Linked DNA regions of Homo sapiens: regions 1 and 2 are each linked to region 3. Evidence: chromatin loops called from intact Hi-C (ENCODE). Cell type or tissue: MCF 10A. All regions are shown on one strand. Region 1 overlaps RSPH9 (radial spoke head component 9). Region 2 has its middle 49 kb from the start of LINC03040. Region 3 overlaps VEGFA (vascular endothelial growth factor A).

The links. Hi-C counts contacts between places; a loop is a spot of excess contacts. Peaks named below come from ENCODE experiments on the same cell type or tissue, not always from the same donor. Only the 100,000 strongest peaks of a DNase experiment are listed, where the experiment ranks them.
Region 1: a loop joins it to region 3, with 10 times the contacts of the local background. A loop is called at or near these places in 81 of 110 quality-filtered maps.
Region 2: a loop joins it to region 3, with 18 times the contacts of the local background. A loop is called at or near these places in 56 of 110 quality-filtered maps.

Annotation. Positions count from the first base shown.
Region 1 is chr6:43,666,203-43,668,702 of GRCh38, reverse strand. The region is part of intron 4 of RSPH9 (radial spoke head component 9); the gene reads right to left. Among named protein-coding and RNA genes, the nearest start is that of MRPS18A, 20 kb to the left of the region's middle. RefSeq lists enhancers at 67-156, 777-926, 1,547-1,616. In MCF 10A, CTCF peaks have their summits at 203 (motif pointing left) and 1,325 (motif pointing left); DNase peaks (open chromatin) are centred at 222 and 1,302.
Region 2 is chr6:43,950,335-43,952,834 of GRCh38, reverse strand. No RefSeq gene overlaps it. Among named protein-coding and RNA genes, the nearest start is that of LINC03040, 49 kb to the left of the region's middle. RefSeq lists an enhancer at 1,188-2,173. In MCF 10A, a CTCF peak has its summit at 1,378; no DNase peak of the experiment used is centred here.
Region 3 is chr6:43,772,412-43,774,911 of GRCh38, reverse strand. VEGFA (vascular endothelial growth factor A) reads right to left here. Exons shown (of 8, transcript NM_003376.6): 2 at 520-571. Among named protein-coding and RNA genes, the nearest start is that of VEGFA, 3.5 kb to the right of the region's middle. RefSeq lists enhancers at 1-160, 1,213-1,978, 1,979-2,500. In MCF 10A, a CTCF peak has its summit at 1,400 (motif pointing right); a DNase peak (open chromatin) is centred at 1,441.

The DNA.
Region 1 (2,500 bases), 110 kb after region 3:
CTAGACCCTTGTCAGTTCATTGTTGCCAGCACCTTGGCATGCCTGGGCAAGGGCTTGGTCCTGCCCTGCCCTCACACCAGCCTGCCTGCCTAGGCTTTGGCCACCTCTTGCCTCCAGTAGATAATGCAGGGGGCGGGGGGCAGTGTTCTTGGACGAAGTGGCCTAGGCCTATCAGCAGGGGCTCCTACCCAGAGAGCAAGGAGAAACTGGCAGGGGAGCTAGGGAAATACAGTGCCCCCGCCTGGCAGGGGGCAGTGCTGCGCAGGCGGGAGGGTGCTGGTGGAGTACGGTAGCGGCATGTAGGGCCAGCCAGAAAACAGCACTGCCTCCCTCCCTCGCATTCCTGTCACACTCCTGTCCTCTCATCGTCCCTGGCTCAGCTGGTCGCCCGGGAAACACAGACTCAACGTGCCAGGAGTCACGTAGCATCTACCTGAAGAGCCAAGCACTTGCTGTCACCTTCACCCACTTTCTTACTGCAACTGCTGAACAGGCTGAGCCCAGCCAGCTGCTGTCACCGCCTCCAGGACTCGGGGAAAAGCCCCCTGCAGACTTGGTGCTGCAGGTTCACAGCCCCCGCTCTCTCTTCTCTCCCCAAATCCCTCCTGCCCCCTAGCAGCCACTCTTCTCCAGAAGCTGTGTTTTGAGGATGTGATGGGTACAGGTTGGTAAATCAGGAGGGGTTCCTCCTGGGTTTCCTGGGCCCACAGGGTCTCACCCACCTTGCTAGTATGGAAACCTCAGGCTAGGGCGTACTTACTCTAATTACATTCTCCTGCCATCCTGGAAGAAAGGCAGCTCTGGGATTAAGATCGAGGGACAGTAGGCCAGGCTGGGGACCAGGGCTGTCCAGGGGCAACAGATGGCTCAAACCCTCTCAGATGAGCACCAACAAAATTTTTGTCACATACAAAAAAAAAATGGCCATGGGTTCCCAGTGGGAGAGGCACCCCCATCCCCTACAAGGGCCACAAGAATCATATACCCCCTAGAGGCCTGAGGACAGAGGAGGAGGAGGAGGGAGAAACCTCTGGCTGCCAGACCCGTATCAAATCGAGTAGCAAAGGCAGGCCCCGTGGCCCAGAAGGCTGAACACTTGTCAGCCAGGCTTCCAAGGAACTGGGGCAGGAAGAGCCACCTGCGCACATCCCGAAGGGAAGGCTGACCCTGGGCACCATGTTCCCCCCCGCGCCCATGCCCGCCTCACTCGCCCCCTTCCCGGTCCTCAACCACCACCAGCAGCAGCTTTCAAAGGCTGCTTTCCAGGTAGGCAGGCAGGCGCGTTGCTGCCCTCTGCTGCCTGAACTGAGCATTGCTGCTGAGGAATTGCTTGGGAAGGAGCCCCAGCCTGTGTGCACCTGGCAATTCTGAGACCTTTGCACCAGCCCAGAGTGGAGCAAGGAGAGGAGCAGTGGCCCTCCAGCCCTCCTCCTTTACCTCCCAGGACACCGATGCTTGCAAGGCACCCTCTAGTTTACATTTCCCTTTCCCATCCTCTGTTTCATTTGATCTTCCCAAACCTCTGAGGCAAGGGAGGTGTTTTTCTTATTCCAAGGGCATCACAGGTGCCTGTTGTAGCTGCTCAGTGGCTATTTGCTGATATAGTGGATGTTCAGGGAGCATCGAATGGCAAGATACTACCTAGGAATCTAGGCTCCTGACCGGGCGTGCTGGCTCACGCCTGTAATCCCAGCACTTTGGGAGGCTGAGGTGGGCAGATCACCTGAGGTCAGGAGTTCGAGAGCAGCCTGGGCAACATGGTGAAACCTCATCTCTGCTAAAAATACAAAAATTAGGCGTGGTGACATGCGCCTGTAATCCCAGCTACTTGGGAGACGGAGGCAGGAGAATTGCTTGAACCCAGGAGGCAGAGGTTGTAATGAGCTGAGGTTCCAGCGAGACTCTGTCTCAAATATATGTATATATATGGCCTCCTGACCCACGGCTGCATCTATGCCACCTGGCTGCAGCCCAAGGTCAGAGAACTCTTAGTCATTACCCTGGATCCGGCAGGAGGATGGTCCTGCCACCCCAGAACCAGCTACCCACTCCCATGGAACTTTGCGGATCCCTGGACACGGCATGACAACTCATGAGGACAACAGCTCTCCCACTCCTCTCTTCAGCCAAGGTGTCTCTTGTCACTTTGGCCAAGGGACAAGATGCGGAGTCGTTGGCCTACCTCATGGACACAGAGCAGGAGTCCCAGGAACAGGGCCAACCAAAACCACACCTGCTCAGAAGCCACGTGAAGTCACCCTGAACAACTGCCTCAGACCCTGAAAGGAAACAGTTATCCTAACTGGCCAGAAAACAGCTGCCAAATCCCATCCCTCCAGCCAGTCCTGGTGTCCCAGGGAACTCTTCCTTGGGATTTTGGCCCCAATTAGCAGCCCAGCCCAGCTGCTGCCTGCCTGGCAGGGGAGCCTCCAAGCAGCTCAGACTGCTCTTTTCCTAGCTGATAAGGAAAGGGGACCGGGGAGGAAAATCAGAGCTGTCC
Region 2 (2,500 bases), 180 kb before region 3:
AAGGAGACCAGTGTGGAATGAATGAGGGAGAGTAGTGGGAGGTGAGATCAGAGAAGTAGGAGGGACTAGATTTTGTAGGGGCTGGTGGTAGGCCATTGTCAGAACTTTGGCAATGTCCACAAATGTGGACACAGAGAAGGAACAGGAAACTTCCATTTTCCTGATGGATAATGGGACAGTATGGAAATGCCACCTGTTTAATAAAGATGAGCCCAGAACTCCCAAAATTGGCACTGGAAGTACCTTCCTGACTAAGAGCGGCAGCTTGGTGCCTGGATCTGCCCCATGGGGGTCTCTCGCCAGATTCTGATGCCATCTCACAGTGGTCTTGTGGGGAGAGGTATGAGCCTGTTCAAGGGAGTGTCCACCACAGCCTGAGGGCAGGCGTGTGTCTTGTTGATCCTACATCTTACAGGCACTGAAAGAAGGAAGGAGTGAATGAATGAATGATGGACACAGGTGCTGTCCTTTAATTCTTTTTAGCACCAGGGACCAGGCTGGAGTATTTAAAAAGCCAAAGGCAGTAAACTCAGAGAGATAAGGCCTTTGAGGTGGTGTGGCTGACAATGCATTGCCTAAGCCTGCTCTTTTTCCACTTGGAGGCCCCCTACAGGGTGCCTCTGCTGGCTTCTGGGTGGCATCTCTGTGGCCAAAGCCCCATGACACTCACTCCTGCAACACAGACTCATCTCAGACACCCAGCACCTTCAGAGGCTGAGCTGGGAGTCAGGATTCCCACCTCCTGAAATCCAGCATCTTGTCTGAGGCCTTCTCTTTCTTCCCTGAGCCCCACCAGAAGGAGCCGCCTCTTTGTGGGGAGTTCCCCCATACCCCCACCCCACACACAAAGTCCGGCCTCATGGCCCTCACCCAAATGACCCTAATCTCAGTTGGCATCAGACAAGAGCTGCCTCAGGCAGGGGTGGGGAGTGGCCTAGAGTAGAGGAATATTACTAATGACACCACCACAGTAGCGGCAACTCACACTCACAAACACTGCCCTTGTGTCAGACTGTCCTAACCACGCCATCCGCATGATCTCATTTAGCCCTGAGAGGCCTCCATGAGCTGCCTGAGGGAATGGGGGCCCCAAGAGATCAAGGGACTTGTCTCTGAGGGGCACTTCCAGGTGCTCTACCCTGGGTGGGGGTGAAAGCTCTGGCAGGGCCCTGGCCCAGAACTGATTCTTCCAGCTGCTGCTAGGCCGCCCTGCAGCAGCCAGGCAGAGGGGTTCATCCCAGGGCACCCCTATCTCCTGTGCGACCCAAGCTAAGTATGTCAAACTCCAGCCCCATCCTTCAGAGCAGGACCCTGAGCAGCCCCCTCCTGTCTCTGGCTGCACTGCAAGGACAGCAGAGTTGGCTGCCAGGGCTCGGGCCGCCCCCAGGGTGTGCTGCTGCTCCTCTGGACTGCCAAGGCTGCCTGCCTGCTCACCCTTCACCTCTGGGCCAGCTGGGCCCGCCAGGGAGAGGTGCTGTAAGCAGGGACAAGCCCAACTTCCCTCTCAGGCTGAGAATGTGTCTCCTGCCTGCAGAGAACAGATGTGGGGACCCACATGTACAGAGGAAGACTTGGAGACTTCCAGAGCCCATGCCTCCTGCCCTGGGAGAGGTTGCTGGAGAGCTGGGCCCTGCTTGCTATGAACCCTGACCATTCCAGGCTTTACTTGCCCTTCCCAGGCTAGCACAGCTGCTGCCCTGCCTGCCCAGCTCATGGCAGGTAAGACCACATGTTGCAGGAAAACTGCAAACTGCAAACAGGGGCTTCTCCCAATTCACCCCCTGCATTCTCCTCTCCCTCTGCATCTGCATGCCCATGCCACCCCTTCCCTTCAAGGGCCTGTCCTGGAACCCAACAGCTGGATGATGCCCACTTCCTTCTGAACGTGGAATGCCGGGAACCATACCTCTCACATGGCCACAGCTCGCCTTCCTCTTGATTTCTAGTCATTCATGCACAGGTTGGACTGCTAAACATGGAGACAAGCCTGGGGGGACAAGACTGATGAGATATGAGTCCACTCAGCAACAGGGCTTGATATAGAGCCCTGTTCTTCCTACTGCCTCTTCTTTCTAGAAAACAGTGAGATAGAAGTAGGTGAGGAGTAAGGGAGTGAGACCGGGGCTGAGGGCTTGGGGAACAATAGAAAGAACCTGGGCTGGGAGAACACAGACCTGGGGTTGTGCCCTGGCTCTCCCTAACTGCTCCTACCCCCATGCCCCTCCCGTTTAAACATTTGAGAAAAGAAGTGATGCCTCTAGGGTCTCAGGCTTAGTCTACCCATCAGACAAAGGCTCCACTCATCTCAGAACCCAGAGCTGGCAGGATGGGAGCCAGAGACCTGATGGAGGTCATGAAACTGGCAGAGAGAAAACTCGCAGAAGTGGCCCACCCTGTGGCCTGGGCGCGTGCAGCTGCCTGATTCACAGCCCCTCCTGGCAAAGCCTTCATGAAGCCTTCGTGCGTCTTCTCCAGAGCTGGGTTGGAGGCTGCTTTGCGA
Region 3 (2,500 bases):
CACAGCACCCGAACATAGTCAAATGGGGTTTTCTCCACCCCCAAAGGAATGCAAACCAGGGAAGGGAGGAGAGATCCCATTAGGCTGAGCCCTCTGTGCCTCCAGCTCACACAGGAAGGGTCACAGTTCCCACAAATGGGACATGTCTATATAGGAAATGACACTAAATGTCCACTCTCCCCTGGGAGCTAGGGGAAACAAGGGACACTTCCCCCAACACCTAGGATCCCTGAACACTGTCTTCCTGCTCTGTGCGCACGACTCCTTCTCCAAATAAAATTTTACTGGAAAGAGCAGAAGAAAAAGGCAACAAGTCCTACTTCTAGCAGAGACCTGAACAGCGGAGAGTCCTCACGAAACTGAGGGTGAACCTCGTGGTGCCCAGCTCTTTCTTTCTTGATCCTTATATTCCTGTGCCCCTTCCCCTTCCTCCCCACAGTTCTGAAGAAAAAGGAATTAGGCCATCCACCCATCCCCTGAGAGGACAGGGAACCCCATCCAACAGCCAGGGGGACTCACCTTCGTGATGATTCTGCCCTCCTCCTTCTGCCATGGGTGCAGCCTGGGACCACTGAGGACAGAAAGAGAGCAAGGCATGGGCATGGGCAGGGGCTGGGGTGCACAGGCCCAGCCACCCAGCCCCTCCTCCCTCCTCACTTCCCTCCCACCAACAGCCTCTGGCTTCTCCAAGTCTTCTGAGTCGAACAGGACACAACCGGGGGTCCCCACGGGCACAGAATATGCCCACCACTCCTGGACTGCTATGGTTATGAACCCGAGGAAGTTAAAGACTAACCAGATGTTGGGGGCTGGGGAGCTCGAAATGCAGGAGGAAAACCCCAGAATGCTTCACTGTCGAGGTCCCCTGTACCTTCCCCACACTTCCCTCTCCCTGCTCTCACTATCCCCCTAGTTCCCTGGTCCAAAGCCATGGTAAGTATTAAGGTCAAATAGGAGGACAAATTTGGACTGGGGCAGGAAGGAAGGACTAGGGGCGAGAAAAACAACATGGTGACCTTCTCCTGCTGACATGACAAATACCAGGGTGAGCTGGTGTTGGAGACGGAGGGGGGTGCCGAGGACCGAAGGGCACCAACCACCCTCCCCCATCCAAGCTCTTCTAGTCCTTAGGAATAACCCAGCATGCCCACAGGTTGCTTAGAGGGTAAAAACCCAGGAGGAGACCCTGGGGGAGAACCACATTTTCCTCTCTACACAAATCTCTCCAGAGCCTCAATAGATTTCCAAAGCCTCACCTGTCTCCCACTCCTACCTGTTCCCTGGTTTCTTCTCCCTCCCAGGGTGAGGAGGTGCCAAGCCCCTCTCACCTGGGCACCTTCAAATGCCACCAGGGACCAGGGAAGGCTTTTATGCCTTGGCACTGCCCAGCCCCTAGGGGGCCCCCTGCACCACCTTAGGCCTGAGGCCTCCTCTAACCCTCCCCACCCGCATCAGATCATTCCTCCCCTCGCCAGAAGCTGTGAAGGTCAACACGCCAAGACATGCGGACCTGACAGCACCCAAAAGGAAAGGCTTCTGCCAGCCCTTCCTGGGGGTCTCCAGCTCTCACCAACTCCCCTCCCGCCCAGCACTCGCAGAGCAGAGGGGCACTCTAGCCTACGGAACACCAGACCCTGCTAGGGGAGAGTCCCACTGTCCATCTTTCTTTCCCTCTCCTTCCCACACACCCCAAATGCACCCCACTCAGGTACCCCAGCCCTGCTCCCAGAGACAGCCAAGGTCACAGGAAGCCCCTCTCAAGAGAAAACAACAGTTACCAGGCTTCCAGCTGGACAGCTTACCACTGCGGCTCCTGCAGGGACCCCCTGGATTCTGCACCTCAGCCCCCTCACCCATTCCCATGACACCCCCTGCCTTCCCCCTGACAATATTCTCCCGGGACCCTCCACTCCTCCTGGGCCCCAAGGAGGAAAGGGGACGGAAATTTCATACCCCTTCCAAGGCCAGGGAGCACAGGAGGGGCGGTTCTAGGCAGGCAGGGGCCAGGTGTCCTTCTCTGGGGGCCTCTGAAGGTCACACTGTGGCCAGGCAGCCACTCCTCCCCCTCCTCCCTACTTGGAGGCCTGTAGCCAAGGCCTTTGTGCCAGGGTCTGAGGAACTTGCGGTGTTAGCAGCGACCCCTGTCCATGGCTTTCCTCTTGCCTCCTCTCCAAGGGAATTCTGGCTGAGGGAAGGCGTCAGAGAGGAGCGGAAAGGGACCCTTTAGAGTCCCTTTCAGAAGCAAGTTGGGTGGGCAGGTTTGGAGTTCCAAAAAAACACCTGCTCCAGGGCTGCCTTTCACCAGGACAAAGTGTGTGCAAGGCTGGCAGGAGCTCCTTTCCAGGGTTCAGGAAGGACTATTCCCATGCTGCCCGTGTCACAGCAAATTTCAAGCCATTTCTCCAAAAGGGTAAAGTGGGGCAATGACTCTTCAAATCCTCCCTTGACCCACCCCCACGAGAGCTAAAGCACAGCTCACTCGGAACTGTTGGCGAGGGAA